Regions from separate parts of the Mus musculus genome. Here region 2 is linked to region 1. The links are chromatin loops, found by intact Hi-C in ENCODE. Cell type or tissue: gastrocnemius. All regions are shown on one strand. Each heading gives the region's core, and the rest is flanking DNA. Links, peaks and the distances in the headings are about the cores only.

Region 1 (8,331 bases), core at 124-8,123:
GCCTATGGCCCTTTTTTTTTTTTTTTTTTTTTTTTTTTTTTTAAGTCATAGCAATAGAAACAATTGTGGGGTTTTTTTTTTTGTTGTTGTTTTTGTTTTTTTTGTTTTTGTTTTTTTTTCGAGACAGGGTTTCTCTGTATAGCCCTGGCTATCCTGGAACTCACTTTGTAAACCAGGCTGGCCTCGAACTCAGAAATCCACCTGCCTCTGCCTCCCGAGTGCTGGGATTAAGGTGGAAACCATTGTGTCTTAGTCAGGGGTTTTCTTCCTGCACAAAACATCATGACCAAGAAGCAGGTTGGTGAAGAAAGGGTTTATTCAGCTTACACTTTCCACATTGCTGTTGATCACCAAAAGATGCAGGACTGGAACTCAAGCAGGTCAGGAAGCAGGAGCCGATGCAGAGGCCATGGAGGAATGTTACTTACTGGCTTGCTTCCCCTGGCTTGCTCAGCTTGCTTTCTTATAGAACCTGTCAGAGACCATCCCGTGAGAAAGTGAGCCCTTCACAATCTCCCTAACAGGCCAAATGGCCTTGTACTAAGAGCTGGTTATCACCCCCCTTCCTTCCTATTCCTTTCTTGGCACCTGAGGCTGTAAAAGCTAAATTATAGTCCCCTCTTCCCTATCTCTTCCTGAGTTCCCATGCTATCCAAGGACATAAGTCACGCCTGAGCCCAGCCTGACCCCCAAGGCTGTCAAGGAGGATCAATGTTCCAGAAATAAGATCCAGAGTGCCCGATGCCTGGCGCCTGACTTCGGCCCCCATGTCAGCAGATGCCCACTTCTTTGTTCTTTGTATAATTCTCCCTTGACCCCTCCCATATTCCCCGCGATGTATGCTTTAAAAAGAAGGCACCTCAGCCTAATAAACGAGACCTTGATAGGTTGACATATCTACTTGGTCCTCCGACTTTCTTTCTTTTATTCCCATTTCCTTCCAGGTTCGAGGTCCCCCTCGCACCCACGAATAACTGAATCCCGCGGGACAGGATAAGAACCCAGGACTACCAGCCCAGGGATGGCACCACTCACAATGGGCCCTTCCACCCCTTGATCACGAATTGAGAAAATGCCTTACAGCTGGATCTCACAGAGGCATTTCCTCAAGGGAGGCTCCTTTCTTTGTGATAACTCCAGCTTGTGTCAAGTTGACACACAAAACCAGCCAGTAAACATTGCTAAGACAAGTGTGTGTGTATGGGGAGGAGGGTGAAGGACACAACTTGTGTCATGAAATGCATGTGGATATCAGAGGACAGCCTTATGGAGTGAGTTATCTCCTTCCAAACCTTTACATGGATGGATTCCAGAGATGAACTCTCAGGGCTTCGGGCTTGCACACACCCCTTCACCCGCTAAGTCGCCTCACTAATCCCTGTCATTTTTGAGGCAAAGTATCACTAAGTAATTCAAACTGGCCAGAAACTCACTATGTAGCCCAGGCTGGGCCTCAAACTCAAGAAAATCCCCCTGCCTCAGCCTCCCAAGTGTTGGGATTACGTTTGTAAACTACTATGCCCCGTCGTTTTTTAGACATTTCAAGCACTATGTGTAAGTCTTAAAATGGAGAGATCCATTTTAAGAAATACCCAGGGGGCCTAGCAAACACAAAAGTGGATGCTCACAGTCAGCTAATGGATGGATCACAGGGCTCCCAATGGAGGAGCTAGAGAAAGAACCCAAGGAGCTAAAGGGATCTGCAACCCTATAGGTGGAACAACATTATGAACTAACCAGTACCCCGGAGCTCTTGACTCTAGCTGCATATGTATCAAAAGATGGCCTAGTCGGCCATCACTGGAAAGAGAGGCCCACTGGACACGCAAACTTCATATGCCCCAGTACAGGGGAGTGCCAGGGCCAAAAAGGGGGAGTGGGTGGGTAGGGGAGTGGGGGTGGGTGGGTATGGGGGACTTTTGGTATAGCATTGGAAATGTAAATGAGCTAAATACCTAATAAAAAATGGAAAAAAAAAAAAAGAAATACCCAGGACCTCTGGCAAAATCACAGCCATGTTTAGAGTAGAACATTCCCAGTTCCTGGAGAAGTTGAAGATAGAAGCAGATGTAATGGTTTGAGTAGGTATGGCCCCCAAAGGCTTGTGGTTGAATGCTTGGCCCATAGAAAGTGGCACTATTAGGAGGTGTGGCCTTGTTGGAATAGGTGTGGCTTGTTGGAGAAAATGTGTTACTGTTCTGGTGGGCAGGCTTTGAGGTCTCATATATATGTCCACGCTATGCTTAATGTATCACAGTCTCCTGCTGCTGCCTGCCAACCAAGATGGGGAACTCTCAGCTTCTCCAGCTCCGCTGGAACTGTAAGCCAATCCCAATTAAGTGTTCTTCTTCAGAAGAGTTGCCTTGGTCGAGAGGTCTCTTCACAGCAATGGAAACCCTAACTAAGACAGTGGGGTATGCCAGCCAGGAAGGCCTTGTAACAGGTAGGAACTGAAGGATGGATGTCAAGGCGATCCTAGCAGCTAGGTCTACTTTGATTGTTAAGTATGCACCTCAGCCACTGTGTGTGTGTGTGTGTGTGTGTGTGTGTGTGTGTGTGTGTGTGTGTGTATGTGGGTGTGTGTGGGTGTGGGTGTGGGTGTGGGTGTGGGTGTGGGGGGTGGGGTCAAACCTAACACCCTTCCTCCTACAAGTGGTTTGTTGCAGACATGAACATGGAGCATGTTGCAGACATGAACATGTTGAACATGTTGCAGACATGAACATGGAAACCTTGGTGATTCTAAATGTTCATTCTTAATAAGTAAAAACACAAGAATTTTTTATAATAGTCTGTCCCCTAATGACACCCATGTGTCTCTTGTATCTTTTTAAGTCAAAATGACCTTACAGGTAGAGCAGGTGCAAAGCATAATGCCCCTCCACTTACAATGGGTCCCAGTAACAGCCCACACTTCCCAGAAACCCCCACCCAAGAAGACAAAGGCACTACAGATCTCCACTGTCTACCTGAATGACCACAGGAGCCCACAGAGCTGCACAGTACCAGACTACATACCACGACGAAGGAAAACCAAACAGAAAGCTCCAGGCAGATTCTATGGAATTCAGAATGCCACACTTATGAAAGGTATAAGGTTGGATGAGTGGGTGATGGTGGGTGATTGAACCGACATAAAATGAACAGAAAGGCATACAAAGACGGGCTATGCTGCTGGGCCTTTGTCAATAGAATTCCAAGGGTGTGGCCCTTTCAGTGACTTGTGCCTTTCTGTCTGACTCCCCTTGGGACTACCCATTCTTAACATGTCCCTTGCTGCTGTGAAACTTTTACTGTCTGGGCAACACTGATATTCTGGACAGGTGTCAAGTGTGTCATTTTGTTGTTAAAAAAAAAAAAAAAAAAAACTTGGAGGGGGGGAGACAGCATGAGGGAAGAGTAGTCAGGGTAGTCACAGTGTTGGGTGTGAGCTCTGTGCTGGCCTCTTCTCCCTAAGAAAAGTGACATGCTGGTAGAATCCTGGAGCCCCAGCACTTGCAGGAGTAACATTCCCATCTCCCACAGACAAAGGCCATACAGTCAAAGGCTGCGCTCTGGTGCCAAGGGACCCTGGCTCTTCCTCTGTCCACCACTGTCAGGCCTGGCAATCAGCCTCAAGGCTCTGCACGAATGTCATAGGTTGCTGGTGCCAACCCATGCCTCTGGATGCTTCTCTCCACACGAGCCGCTGCCAGCTTTGGACACCAGAGCACAGGTGACGCTGGAGAACTTCATTTCCCTGCCTAGAGTTAAGGACAACTTGAGCTGCTGCCGCCCGGGGCTGGAGCTGTCAGCTTCTGGCCCAGGCAGGAGGAACCATGCAGTGTGTGGGATAAAAAAGAGAGAGAAGATGAAAGCCCACACTGCCCTCACAGCCTGGCTAGGCATGAACCACCACTGTAAGCTCTGAGCAAATTCTTATGAAAAGACTGCTTGAGACAGGGTCTCTTTCAGCATCTTCTGTGGTGGCCCCTGAAGACTGAACCACAGGCACAAGCCACTTCTCTCAGCTTCAAGGCTCTGAGCTCACACCTCTTGCCCTGCCTGCACCACACACATCACACACAGCCTGACACAGCTGTGGTCTAGAATGAAAGGAGAAGCAGGGCTTGGTAATGCACAGATTTCCAATTCAGGTTAGCAAACGTTCCTGCCTGCAAGGGGAGCAAGGCAAGCTAACACTCATCCCTGAGCTCACAGGGCAGGGCATTCGCACTTCCAGGACCTATAACACAAACAGGTGGACAGCCTAGCTTCCATCTGCTACTGCGTCAAGATCAGCTGTGCTGTGCTAGCCTCTCCTGGGCATGCCCATGACATCATACCCCATATAGATCAGTGAGGACACAAGTGAGTTCTCCACACCGGCTCACCTCCCCAGCTTGCCTGCACACAAAGTTAGGAAGGAAGGGAGTAAGAAATGCCTTAGAATGGGCAAAAGAGCACAGACTTTGTTTTTTCCACACAGGGCTTCACTGTGCAGCTCAGGCAAGCCTCAAACATGCAATCCTCAGCCTGTAGCTACTGAGATAACAGGCATGTGAAACCACACCCAGCTCTACCCCAACCCTATGCACTCAGCACCTGACAACCCCACATTAGCCTCCATAATTGATAACCAAGTTTCAGGCTGACAATAGTGGGAACTGGGAGTTTCACACACAGATGGACACCATCAAGACTGGTACTTTCTCCACTATAGAAGGGAAATCCTGGAACAGTTCAGAACATGGACTTCGCCCAGTCTTTCCCAGGACAGCAGCTCTGCCTTCTCGGGGACAGAACATGGCAGGAGAAAAAAGCTTAAGGTCTCTGAAATCCAAGCAAGGATAAAGCAATATTACAAAGGACCCAGCAGGGAGTCCTGGTCAGAAAGGGGCCAACGGGTCAGTGCCAAGTGACCGAGCCATGCTGTGCTTACAAATTTTTAAAGAAAGACCGGGCACGGTGGTACACACCTTTAATTCCAACACTAGACACTGAGGGAGGTGGAGGTCTGTGAGTTCGAGGCCATCCTGGTCTACAAACTGAGTGCGGGAAAGGCAAGGGCTCTGATACACAGAGGAACTCTGTCTCAAGAAAAAAAAAGAAGGAAAAAAAAGGAAAGAAAGAAAAAATGAAGAGGGTGTAGAGAGATGGCTCAGTGGCTAAGAGCAATGTCTGCTCTTCCAGAGGTCCTGAGTTCAGTTCCCAGCAACCACATGGTGGATCACAACCATCTATACTGGGATGGGATGCCCTCTTCTGGCATGGAGGTGTACATGCATACAGAGAAATCAATAAGCATAAAATAAGGAAATAAATCTTTGAAAATAAACAAATGAGAACGTAACAGGTTCATTGCTAATTCTTCACGAGTGGCCTCGTCCTTTGCTCCCCTTGCCCCGCCCACCGTCCCTCCTGCTGCTCCACCCTCTCCTTCAGGTGCTGGCCCACACACACACACAGGGAAAAGTAACTGTGGAAGGAAGATCTAACACTGGCTTTCTCTCCACTCCCCACCCCCAGTGCCACCATTCCTGGGCATTTCATGTACAAGTCTTAATCCTGAGACCCAAGTACAACCTGTTTTGGTCAGGACCTGTGAGGATACACTGCAGCAGCCAACGCCCCTCAGATGGTAGTGTCTTGGCAGAAACACACACTTGTGGTAAGCTTCATCTTACTGACACCACTTTTGGGTCACTCCCAGAGACCCAAAGAACTGTCACCATGCCACCAGTCACTGGGTCAGAGGGAAAACCCGTCCATGGCACTGCTGATTAAGAGTCTGCCCTGGAAGGACACACATTTCATTCTTAGCTCAGGGGCCAAAACCAGTCCCACAGCTTCCCTGGCCAGAGAAAGGCAGGAGTAATCTGTCATATGCCCCAGTAGTCCTGTAACTCAGATGAGAGCCTGCAGTGCAGATAGAAATGCTGGCAGGCAGCCCTGTGTGCTAACCCATCTAACCCCGGGCCTCAGCCTCAAGGCAATCCTATCTGCACAGGTTGGGAAAGCAGGCAGAGACCTTAGCACATTTGCCCAAAGGCCCACAGGCACTGGGGCAGAACCAGGTCTCTGGCTTAGGTCCCTACAACCTCTATGTGAGCCCAACACAACAAGTCTGGGGAAGGCACGCCATTGGACTCCAGATTTGACATACTTGCCCTGAACAAGGTTGGAGGGGAAGGCCTTAGCCTGGCATGTCACTAGATTCAGGAATCAAGACTGCTCTCTCTGCACAAAGCAATACCCCTTCTCCCCCAGGCTCTATCTAGTTAAGACAAGGAACACTCCATTGTGTCCTGTGCCCCAAGACATCCATAGCAGTAATGAATCCATATCTATCCTGAGCTCAGTGGCAAGTATGGAGCTGCCTCGGGTCACTGCTCTCTGTGTGTGTCCAAAAATGCTGCCTTAGGGACAGGATAGGCCAGTTGCCCAGAGTTGTCCACCAACCCAAGAGGGTGTATGGAATTGGCTAGCTGCTCTCCAATGCCTTGCATAAAAGCTGTTGGATCCACATGCCCAGCCATGCTCATTCAAGATGCTTCGTGCCCACATCTGGCTGGGTCCTGCCTAGAGCAACACGCACACTCAGGAGCTCTGCCATAAAGGACAAAGCAACAGTAATGAGTGAGATTGAAGGTGACAGCCTCCAGAACAATATCCCTGAACCCTGGCATTTCCATATAGGCATGTGCAGAGGCAGATAGGGTGCTGCCCCTATGTGAGGACAAGAAATAAAAAATAAATAAAAATTTTATATGTATTTATATAGATATAGATACATATAAATATCGATATAAATATATATGTGCCATGATTTGAAGGTAGAAACCAGAGAGCAGCTCACAAACACTGGTCTCTCCTTCCAACATGTGGTTCCCACGGATGGAACTATGGTCTTCAGGCTCGATAGCAGACACTCTTACCCACTGAGCCACCTCACTGGCCCACAGTTCTTCCAGGAACACAAGGAAGAAGGCAGCCAGCACCACCTCTTGGGAGATCAACCAGGTCCCCTTTGCCCCACCCAACATTTCCAGTCCTAGCAATCTTCCTTCAGTTCACCCAGACAGGAGCATCCACAGACGGATGAGGTGTCTCCAAAGAGCCAGGAGCCTCAGTGCTCACGACGGGTCTGATAGCTACCTTTGCATCGGTCTCTGCGGTAAAGTAGTACTACACACCTTCATACACATGTGAGAGCGCGAGTACGCATGCACACACGCACTCACACACACTCATGAGGGGGGGAGCGAGAAGAGAGAGAGAGAGAGAGAGAAGAGAGAGAGAGATTTTCGCATAGGCAGAGTTGCTTTCCATAAATCAATTTGAAACTTTCTCCACAGCGCTGACTGGCTGAATTCTCCTTGCTGTAGGCTTCAGTCTGCTAAGATATGTGATGCTGATTACAGGACATGAAAAACGTCAGTCTCACCCAGATACAGCCTTTTCGGGTAACCATGGCCACTCTTCCCTGAGCAGTGGCGGTTTCTTTATGTGCCACTGAAGTGTGGGATCTGACCCGTATCAATGAATTTTGTACTCTGCCACATACCCAGCTTCACCTTGACTGCATCCTTTACCGAGCAGGTTCTGTAACCTGGTGCGTGGGTCACGTGGAAGACACTGGCTCCCTGCGTTGTGCACCAGGAGAAAGCTAGCAAGGCAGGCGATGCCTCAGCATTACTGGGAAAACTGTTTTGATCTGGGGGCCCTCAAGGGAGCTTCACCCTGACAGTGGTTTGCAAAACTCCTCCATATAAACCACGCTTTCTCTGGAACCTACAGAAACTCCAGAAGGGATGTGTTGGAGGGGGATAACTGACACGCATACACCCAAGATGGGGCTGGAGTCAGTATCAAGATCAGCTGAGCCCGGGACCTCCCGCATCCAAGCACCATGAGCTGTGAGCCTTGTGGCCCACACTTCTTCACGTTCTTCCTCCCCACTCCCAGCCTGCAGCACCTGGCAGTCACTGGGCTCAGGAATCCCTCAGGTGCCCTCAGATGCCCAGCAGGTCCATTGCTCCTGTCACTGTCAGAAGTCTCTCGCCACAGCATCAACTCCCTCTCCTCCTAAACGACAGGCTTCCCTCAGCAAAGGACAGGACCATGCTTTGGGCCTCACAGCCGACATTTCCTGGTCTCTTCAAATTACAGACATATGCACACTTACAGCAAATGCACGGATGCCCATAAACAGCCCCTCACTCATAGATGCTTGCACACGTTCAACCTCTCCTGCTCAAAGGCCTTCAATGAATTTGGATGTTCAAGTCTTATTCAACCCGTTCCCTCCTCTCCAGATATACAGCCTACCCCAGCTTCTTCCCCTCCCAC
Region 2 (8,331 bases), core at 316-8,315, 99 kb after region 1:
GGAGTGCAGCACTCTCCCAAGCAGCTTTTGAGTGGACCCCAGTCTGCTGTCACCCCAGGCTTTGTGGACAGGCTTGGCCCCAAGTAGTAGTAGGCCGGGTCGCCAGGTTTCCTCTCAGGCGGAAGCACCCACAGTGTAGCTGTCTGTGTTGCAGGAAGTTGTAGTTGCTATTTTTATCAACCCAACTAGGACTTTCTTTTGAAAGATATAATTATAGGCAAAATGTCAGGGTTTGCCTGGCAGCGAGACTGAGGCAGGAGACACTGCACACCAGTCACTTGATGCCTAAAGCAGGGCATATTTGTTTGCGGACATACAGGGGGCTTGCTCAGTGACTTCTTGTGTCTACAGTTTTCTTTTCCTTTTTTTTTTTAGACTGGGTCTTATGCAGCCCAGGCTGGTCTCATACTATCATGCTTTGCAGTCAAGGATGACCTTAAACATCCATCATCTTGCCCTTACCCCCTAAAGAATGAGATTACAGGTGTGTGACCCCATTTTCTGTCCATGCAGCTCTGGCCATCAAGCCCTGAGTTCTGTGCATGTTAAACAAACAGGACCAACTAGCTACATGCCAGCCCGGCAGTTTTCTTTGAAGTATAAAAGAGGCCTTTGCTGAATTCCTCTAGGGAATTGCACGTGAAGCCAGTTGGGGGGGAAGGGGGGTGTCATGCAGCTATGGAGGGAGCCTAGGGGACAGAAGTTGGAGCTTTATTAAAATTACTGAGCTCCCATTGGATGCTACCTACTCTGCTAAGTGCAAGGCACAGAGATGAGTAAGAACTGTTGGCACCTAGTGGGTTGTCCCTTAACCTTTGGACAAATCCTCCATCTGCCTTTCCTGGTTTCAGTCTCGAGGGCCCCTAGGGCTTACAGGGTAGCCTTCCCCATCTTCAGCTTCACTCTCTGTAGCGTCACTCACTTTTCTGAGGTCAAGTGGTTTGAAAATACCAAGTGGAAAATTCCAAAAGTAAGTGGTGGACAAGTTTTACTGGGTGTGGTGGCCCAGGCTGGCTTCAAACTAGCAATCTTCCAGCCCCAGCTTCCCGGGTTGTAGGATTACAGGAGGAGACCACTACTGCCACGCTGGTCTCTCACCGTGCCTAATTTATAAGATTTGGGATCAAACGCAAGGCCTTAGGCTTGTTTAGCGAGCACTTTACTGACGGAGCACTCTGTCTTCTCAGCCTAGAAAGCTGTCGTTGCTTTGCTTTTTGAGGTTAGGTCCACCCTAAGGGCAACTGTGTGGACGTGAGGGTACGTGCGCATGTGGGTTCCTGCGAGGTGAGAGCTTGTTGACCTTGGGTGTCAAACAAGCACTGTCTACCTTGGTGGTTTTGAAATATGACCTCACGGTGACCTGGAACTTACCAAATAAGTTAGGCTGAGCAGCCAATGAGCCCCAGGTTCTACCTGTCTCTGCCTCACTAGGGCTGAGAGCTGAGAGTGTGTCGTCCCACACATGGCTTTTTTTGTTTGTTTTTTGTTTTTCGAGACAGGGTTTCTCTGTGTAGCCCTGGCTGTCCTGGAACTCGCTTTGTAGACCAGGCTGGCCTCAAACTCAGAAATCCACCTGCCTCTGCCTCACGAGTGCTGGGATTAAAGGCGTGCACCACCACGCCCGGCCACACGTGGCTTCTTAATGTGGGTCTTGGGATGCAGTTCAGGCCCTCATGCCTGCATTGAGCTCTTTATCAATTGAGCCATGATCATCCCAGGGCGATCAGCCATTGCACCTGTAACCTTGTCATGTAGGGCCACCTCTCCACAGAATAAGACCACCAGTGGGATGAGGGGCTCTGTCTGAGAATTCTGCCTGCCCAGGGCTAGTGCTGCTGGTGAACGGAGGAGCTGGCGGCAGTGATGGCAGGGGACTGAACCATTAGTGTGTCCCACTGCCGGGCTCTTGACACGCTCCAGTTTAATTACAGGATAGAAGCTCAAAGATAGGACACACGTTTAACTACTACTGTTTTCCAGATGAGAAAACCAGGTATCTTGATCAGCCTGGGATTTGGAGCTGGGGCACTTGTCACACAGCTCTTCTGTCAGGCTGCTTGAGGTTGGTGTCCCCTGCTGGGCTTGTGTGCTTTATGGACGGACCACCCTCCAAGAGCATCACTGGAGAACTGAAAATGACTCATTTTGTTTATAGATAAGGACTCACTCTTAGCTCAGATTGTCCACTAAATTAATATATAGCCCAGGCTAGCCCAGAACTAAATGATTGATTCTCTGCCTCTCAATTATTGGCAATGTATGTGTGAACCACCTGGCTTAAATGAATAAACATGGGGCCGGTAGAGATGGCTCAGTGGTTAGGGGCATTTGCTGCCCCTGCAGATGACCTGGATTGGGCTCTCAGCACCCACGTGGCTGCCCATTACCATCTGTAAACCCCAGTTCCAGGGAAGCTCATGCCCATTTGTGGCCCCCAAGGCACCAGGCAAGCAGGCGGTCCATAAACACATTCAGGGACAAACACTCATACACATAAAAATAATGTGTTTTTAAAATGTAGGTGTGAAACATACTGATTATACCTTAACATGACCAACAGTGGGAGCCTGCCGTGCAGGTATACAATAGGCCTCTGGACATGTCCGTTCTTACTCCAGTGGATAGCACTGACATGGGACTTATTGAGCATCTAGCACATACAAAGGGGACACAGAATCCCACCCTTGGAGCTGCAGACAGAGTGAAGCACAGTAGGCCACGGTGGCTGTCAGAAGCAGGTCCCTGTGCTCCAGCAGAACAGAGGGTGTGTTCATGTAAGAGACAGACAGATGCCCCTCTTGCTATGGGTGCAGTGCATAGTGAGTGTCTGGAAATGCCTGTCGAGTTGGTTTTCTCAGGCTCTACTGTGTATAAGGTGTGCTGAACAACCAAGAAGCTGGGGGTGTGAGGCAGAGGGATTGTGTGTGTGGGGGACTTGAGAGGGAGGGTGGGAGGGGAAAAAGCTGGGGTAGGCTGTAGATCTGGAGAGGAGAGAACGGGTTGAATAAGACTTGAACATCCAAATTCATTGAAGGCCTTTGAGCAGGAGAGGTTGAACGTGTGCAAGCATCTATGACTGAGGGGCTGTTTATGGGCATCCATGTATTTGCTGTAAGTATGCATATGTCTGTAATTTGAAGAGACCAGGAAATGTCAGCTGTGAGGCCCAAAGCATGGTCCTGTCCTTTGCTGAGGGAAGCCTGTCGTTTAGGAGGAGAGGGAGTTGATGCTGTGGCGAGAGACTTCTGACAGTGACAGGAGCAATGGACCTGCTGGGCATCTGAGGGCACCTGAGGGATTCCGGCAGCCCAGTGACTGCCAGGTGCTGCAGGCTGGGGGTGGGGAGGAAGAACGTGAAGAAGTGTGGGCCACAAGGCTCACAGCTCATGGTGCTTGGATGCGGGAGGTCCCGGGCTCAGCTGATCTTGATACTGACTCCAGTCCCATCTTGGGTGTGTGCGTGTCAGTTATCCCCCTCCAACACATCCCTACTGGAGTTTCTGTAGGTTCCAGAGAAAGCGTGGTTAATATGGAGGAGTTTTGCAAACCACTGTTAGGGTGAAGCTCCCTTGAGGGCCCCCAGATCAAAACAGTTTTCCCAGTAATGCTGAGGCATCGCCTGCCTTGCTAGCTTTCTCCTGGTGCACAACACAGGGAGCCAGTGTCTTCCACGTGACCCACGCACCAGGTTACAGAACCTGCTCGGTAAAGGATGCAGTCAAGGTGAAGCTGGGAATGTGGCAGAGTACAAAATTCATTGATACGGGTCAAATCCCACACTTCAGTGGCACATAAAGAAACCGCCACTGCTCAGGGAAGAGTGGCCCTGGTTATCCGAAGAGGCTGTATCTGGGTGAGACTGACGTTTTTTCATGTCCTGTAATCAGCATCACATATCTTAGCAGACTGAAGCCTACAGCAAGGAGAATTCAGCCAGTCAGCGCTGTGGAGAAAGTTTCAAATTGATTTATGGAAAGCAACTCTGCCTATGCGAAAATCTCTCTCTCTCTCTCTCTCTCTCTCTCTCTCCTCTTGCCCCCCCCCCCCCAGGAGTGTGTGTGAGTGCGTGTGTGCATGCGTACTCGCGCTCTCACGTGTGTATGAAGGTGTGTAGTACTACTTTACCGCAGAGACCCATGCAAAGGTAGCTATCAGACCCGTCGTGAGCACTGAGGCTCCTGGCTCTTTGGAGACACCTCATCCGTCTGTGGATGCTCCTGTCTGAGTGAACTGAAGGAAGATTGCTAGGACTGGAAATGTTGGGTGAGGCAAAGGGGACCTGGTTGATCTCCTAAGAGGTGGTGCTGGCTGCCTTCTTCCTTGTGCTCCTAGACAAGCTGGGGGCCAGTGAGGTGGCTGCCATCAAGCCTGAAGACCACAGTTCCATCCTTGGGACCCACATGGTTTATGGAGACCCACCAGTATCTGCAAGTTGCTCTCTGGTTTCCACATTCAATTCGTGGCACATATGTTCCCAACTCCAAAGATAAGAATACATATAAATGTTTAATTAAGAGAGAGTGAGTATGCAAGCTGAGTCTTGGAGCGTGTATGTTCTTTGGGATTGGCAACATGATCTTCATGGAAGCCAGGGCTCATGGAGACAGAAGGCAATCCTCTCCAGGGACATGACCAGTTATTTTAATCTCATTTATTGTTTTCTGCTCGCTTGTATCGCCCTTACTCCAGGAGGCTCATAGATTTTAATATCCAGGCCAGTGTGTTCCTAATGAGTCCATCTGTGGGGCCAGATTGCTGGAGAGGCAGCCTCTTTCTGAGTATCCACGAACCTGCGAGCCCTACAACCCTACAGAGTGTCTGGTGTTGTGTGTAGGGCGGTGCACTGTGCACTGTTCCTTCTCAGGCTCGCTGACTAAGTGAGAGGAAGGAAATGATTGCGTCAGAGGGGAGAACCTGAGAGAGAGAGCTCAGGTTGCTTTTCTCTGGCTGGAGTGCTCTCCATTGGCCTTGCTCCCATCTGGAGCTACCGCTGGTTATGGAGATCTGGGCCCAAGACAGTGGAGGGGAGCAGGTGGTGGTGTGTGCAAGCTAAGTACCCGCTGCTGCCTGCCCTGATGGCCTTGAGTCTGTGCTAGCTAGCTCTCAGGGCTGGAAGAAGCCTCTTTGCTGTAGGGACAGCAGAAGCATGGCAGAAGCGTGGCCTGGCACACGGAACTTGCAATACAATGCAATACATCTGTCTTTCTTATCCCAAGAATTTATCTCAGGAGAAAACAGCCACCAAAGTGATGAGACTTGGATTTGGTGTAAACATGAAAATACAAATCCTTCAAACACCTGAGAACGGATTCCGGAAGAGTCTTGTGTGAGGTGGAGGTTAAAACCGGCATGACGGAGTGGGGATAATGGCTGTGATCTGAGTCTTCATGAGTTTTCCATGGGGCTAGGTAGTTTACCTGTGCCATGTGCCCAGCCCCACTATAACCAGTTAGAAATGTTTATCTGTGGTTAATTTTACTTGTTCTTGCTGCCTCTTCCCACCCCCCTTCCCTATGCCGTTTAGTTTTTACCATTTATGTATTTTGTGTATGTGTACGTATATTTGTGTATGTGTTCATATATGCGGAGATCAGAAAGTTAACAAGCGTTGGTTCCCTTCTTCCACCATGAGGGTTCTGGGGATCAAATTTAGGCATCAGGCTTGGCAGCCAGCATCTTAACCCACTGGGCCATCATTCTGACATAAACTTGATAGTTTAGTTGTAGCCGAAGGTGACCTTGAACTTCTGATCCTGCTGCCTCTAAATTGTCTTCTGAGAATGCAGGTGCATGGTATCACATCCCAATTTATGAAGTGCTGACATCAAATCCAGGGCCATTGGTGTGCAAGCCCTCTGCAAACTGAGCTATAGTCACAGCCTATTATTACTTAGAAGAATAATTGTTTGGGTGGTTTGTAGGCATGTTCTGCACCACTTGCATGCCTGGTGTCTGAGGAGCCCAGAAGAAGGCACTGGGGCCACTGGAGCTGTAGTTCTGATGGTTCTGATCTGCCCGGTGGATACCTGGCAGCCAGTGCCCTCCCCCCCATTACATTTTAATACCCTGGGTCCATTGGTATCTGCCTTATATGAGGAAAGAAAATGCTGTCATTGTGTTTTGTATGTCTAAGAATGGACTATTTTACCCCTAAGTAGGGGCAGCACCCTATCTGCCTCTGCACTCACTTACATGGAAATGCCAGGATTCAGGGATATTGTTCTAGGGGCTGTCACCTTCAATCTTACTCATTACTGTTGCTTTGTCCTTTATGGCAGAGCTCCTGAGTGTGCGTGTTGCTCTAGGCAGGACCCAGGCAGAGGTGGGCACAAAGCATCTTGAATGAGTATGTCTGGGCATGTGGATCCAACAGCTTTTATGCAAGGCATTGGAGAGCAGCTGGCCAATTCCATACACCCTTTTGGGTTGGTGGACAACTCTGGGCAACTGGCCTATCCTGTCCCTAAGGCAGCACTTTTGGACACACACAGAGAGCAGTGACCCGAGGCAGCTCCATACTTGCCACCGAGCTCAGGATAGATATGGATTCATTACTGCTATGGATGTCTTGGGGCACAGGACACAATGGAGTGTTCCTTGTCTTAACTAGATAGAGCCTGGGGGAGAAGGGGTGTTGCTTTGTGCAGAGAGAGCAGTCTTGATTCCTGAATCTAGTGACATGCCAGGCTAAGGCCTTCCTCTCCAACCTTGTTCAGGGCAAGTATGTCAAATCTGGAGTCCAGTGGCGTGCCTTCCCTAGCCTTGTTGTGTTGGGCTCACATAGAGGTTGTAGGGACCTAAGCCAGAGACCTGGTTCTGCCCCAGTGCCTGTGGGCCTTTGGGCAAATGTGCTAAGGTCTCTGCCTGCTTTCCCAACCTGTGCAGATAGGATTGCCTTGAGGCTGAGGCCCGGGGTTAGATGGGTTAGCACACAGGGCTGCCTGCCAACATTTCTATCTGCACTGCAGGCTCTCATCTGAGTTACAGGACTACTGGGGCATATGGCAGATTACTCCTGCCTTTCTCTGGCCAGGGAAGCTGTGGGACTGGTTTTGGCCCCTGAGCTAAGAATGAAATGTGTGTCCTTCCAGGGCAGACTCTTAATCAGCAGTGCCATGGACGGGTTTTCCCTCTGACCCAGTGACTGGTGGCATGGTGACAGTTCTTTGGGTCTCTGGGAGTGACCCAAAAGTGGCGTCAGTAAGATGACGATTACCACAAGTGTGTGTTTCTGCCAAGACACTGCCATCTGAGGGGCGTTGGCTGACACAGTGTATCCTCACAGGTCCTGACCAAAAAAGGTTGTATTTGGGTCTCAGGATTAAAAGTTATACTTGAAATGCCCAGGAATGGTGTCACTGGGGGTGGGGAGTGGAGAGAAAGCCAGTGTTAGATCTTCCTTCCACAGTTACTTTTCCCTGTGTGTGTGTGTGTGTGTGTGGGCCAGCACCTGAAGGAGAGGGCGGAGCAGCAGGAGGGACGGTGGGCGGGGCAAGGGGAGCAAAGGACGAGGCCACTCGTGAAGAGTTAGCAATGAACCTGTTACGTTCTCATTTGTTTATTTTCAAAGATTTACTTCCTTATTTTATGCTTATTGATTTTTCTGCATGCATGTACACCTCCATGCCAGAAGAGGGCATCCCATCCCAGTATAGATGGTTGTGATCCACCATGTGGTTGCTGGGAATTGAACTCAGGACCTCTGGAAGAGCAGACATTGCTCTTAGCCACTGAGCCATCTCTCCACACCCTCTTCACTTTTTCTTTCTTTCCTTTTTTTTCCTTCTTTTTTTTCTTGAGACAGAGTTCCTCTGTTTATCCGAGCCCTTGCCTTTCCTGGACTCACTTTGAAGACCAGTTTGGCCTCGAACTCACAGACATCCACCTCCTTCAGTGTCACGAGTGCTGGAATTAAAGGTGTGTACCACCATGCCCGGTCTTTCTTTAAAAATTTGTAAGCACAGCATGGCTCGGTTACTTGGCACTGACCCGTTGGCCCCTTTCTGACCAGGACTCCCTGCAGGGTCCTTTGTAATATTGCTTTATACTTGCTTGGATTTCAGAGACCTTAAGCTTTTCTCTCCTGCCATGTTCTGTCCCCGAGAAGGCAGAGCTGCTGTCCTGGGAAAGGCCGGGTGAGGTCCATGTTCTGAACTGTTCCAGGATTTCCCCTCTATAGTGGAGAAAGTACCAGTCTTGATGGTGTCCATCCATGTGTGAAACTCCCAGTTCCCACTATAGTCAGCCTGGAACTTGGTTATCAATTATGGAGGCTAATGTGGGGTTGTCAGGTGCTGAGTGCATAGGGTTGGGGTAGAGCTGGGTGTGGTT

Evidence for each region. Hi-C counts contacts between places; a loop is a spot of excess contacts. Peaks named below come from ENCODE experiments on the same cell type or tissue, not always from the same donor. Only the 100,000 strongest peaks of a DNase experiment are listed, where the experiment ranks them.
Region 2: a loop joins it to region 1, with 4 times the contacts of the local background. A loop is called at or near these places in 13 of 42 quality-filtered maps.

Annotation. Positions count from the first base shown.
Region 1 is chr7:75,756,586-75,764,916 of GRCm38, forward strand. No RefSeq gene overlaps it. Among named protein-coding and RNA genes, the nearest start is that of AU020206, 21 kb to the right of the region's middle. In gastrocnemius, for the core only: no CTCF peak of the experiment used is centred there; DNase peaks (open chromatin) are centred at 3,673, 4,869, 5,710 and 5,916.
Region 2 is chr7:75,855,113-75,863,443 of GRCm38, forward strand. All of the region lies in intron 1 of Klhl25 (kelch-like 25), which reads left to right. Among named protein-coding and RNA genes, the nearest start is that of Klhl25, 11 kb to the left of the region's middle. In gastrocnemius, for the core only: no CTCF peak of the experiment used is centred there; DNase peaks (open chromatin) are centred at 4,964, 6,470, 6,985, 7,187 and 1 more place; H3K27ac peaks cover 789 bases.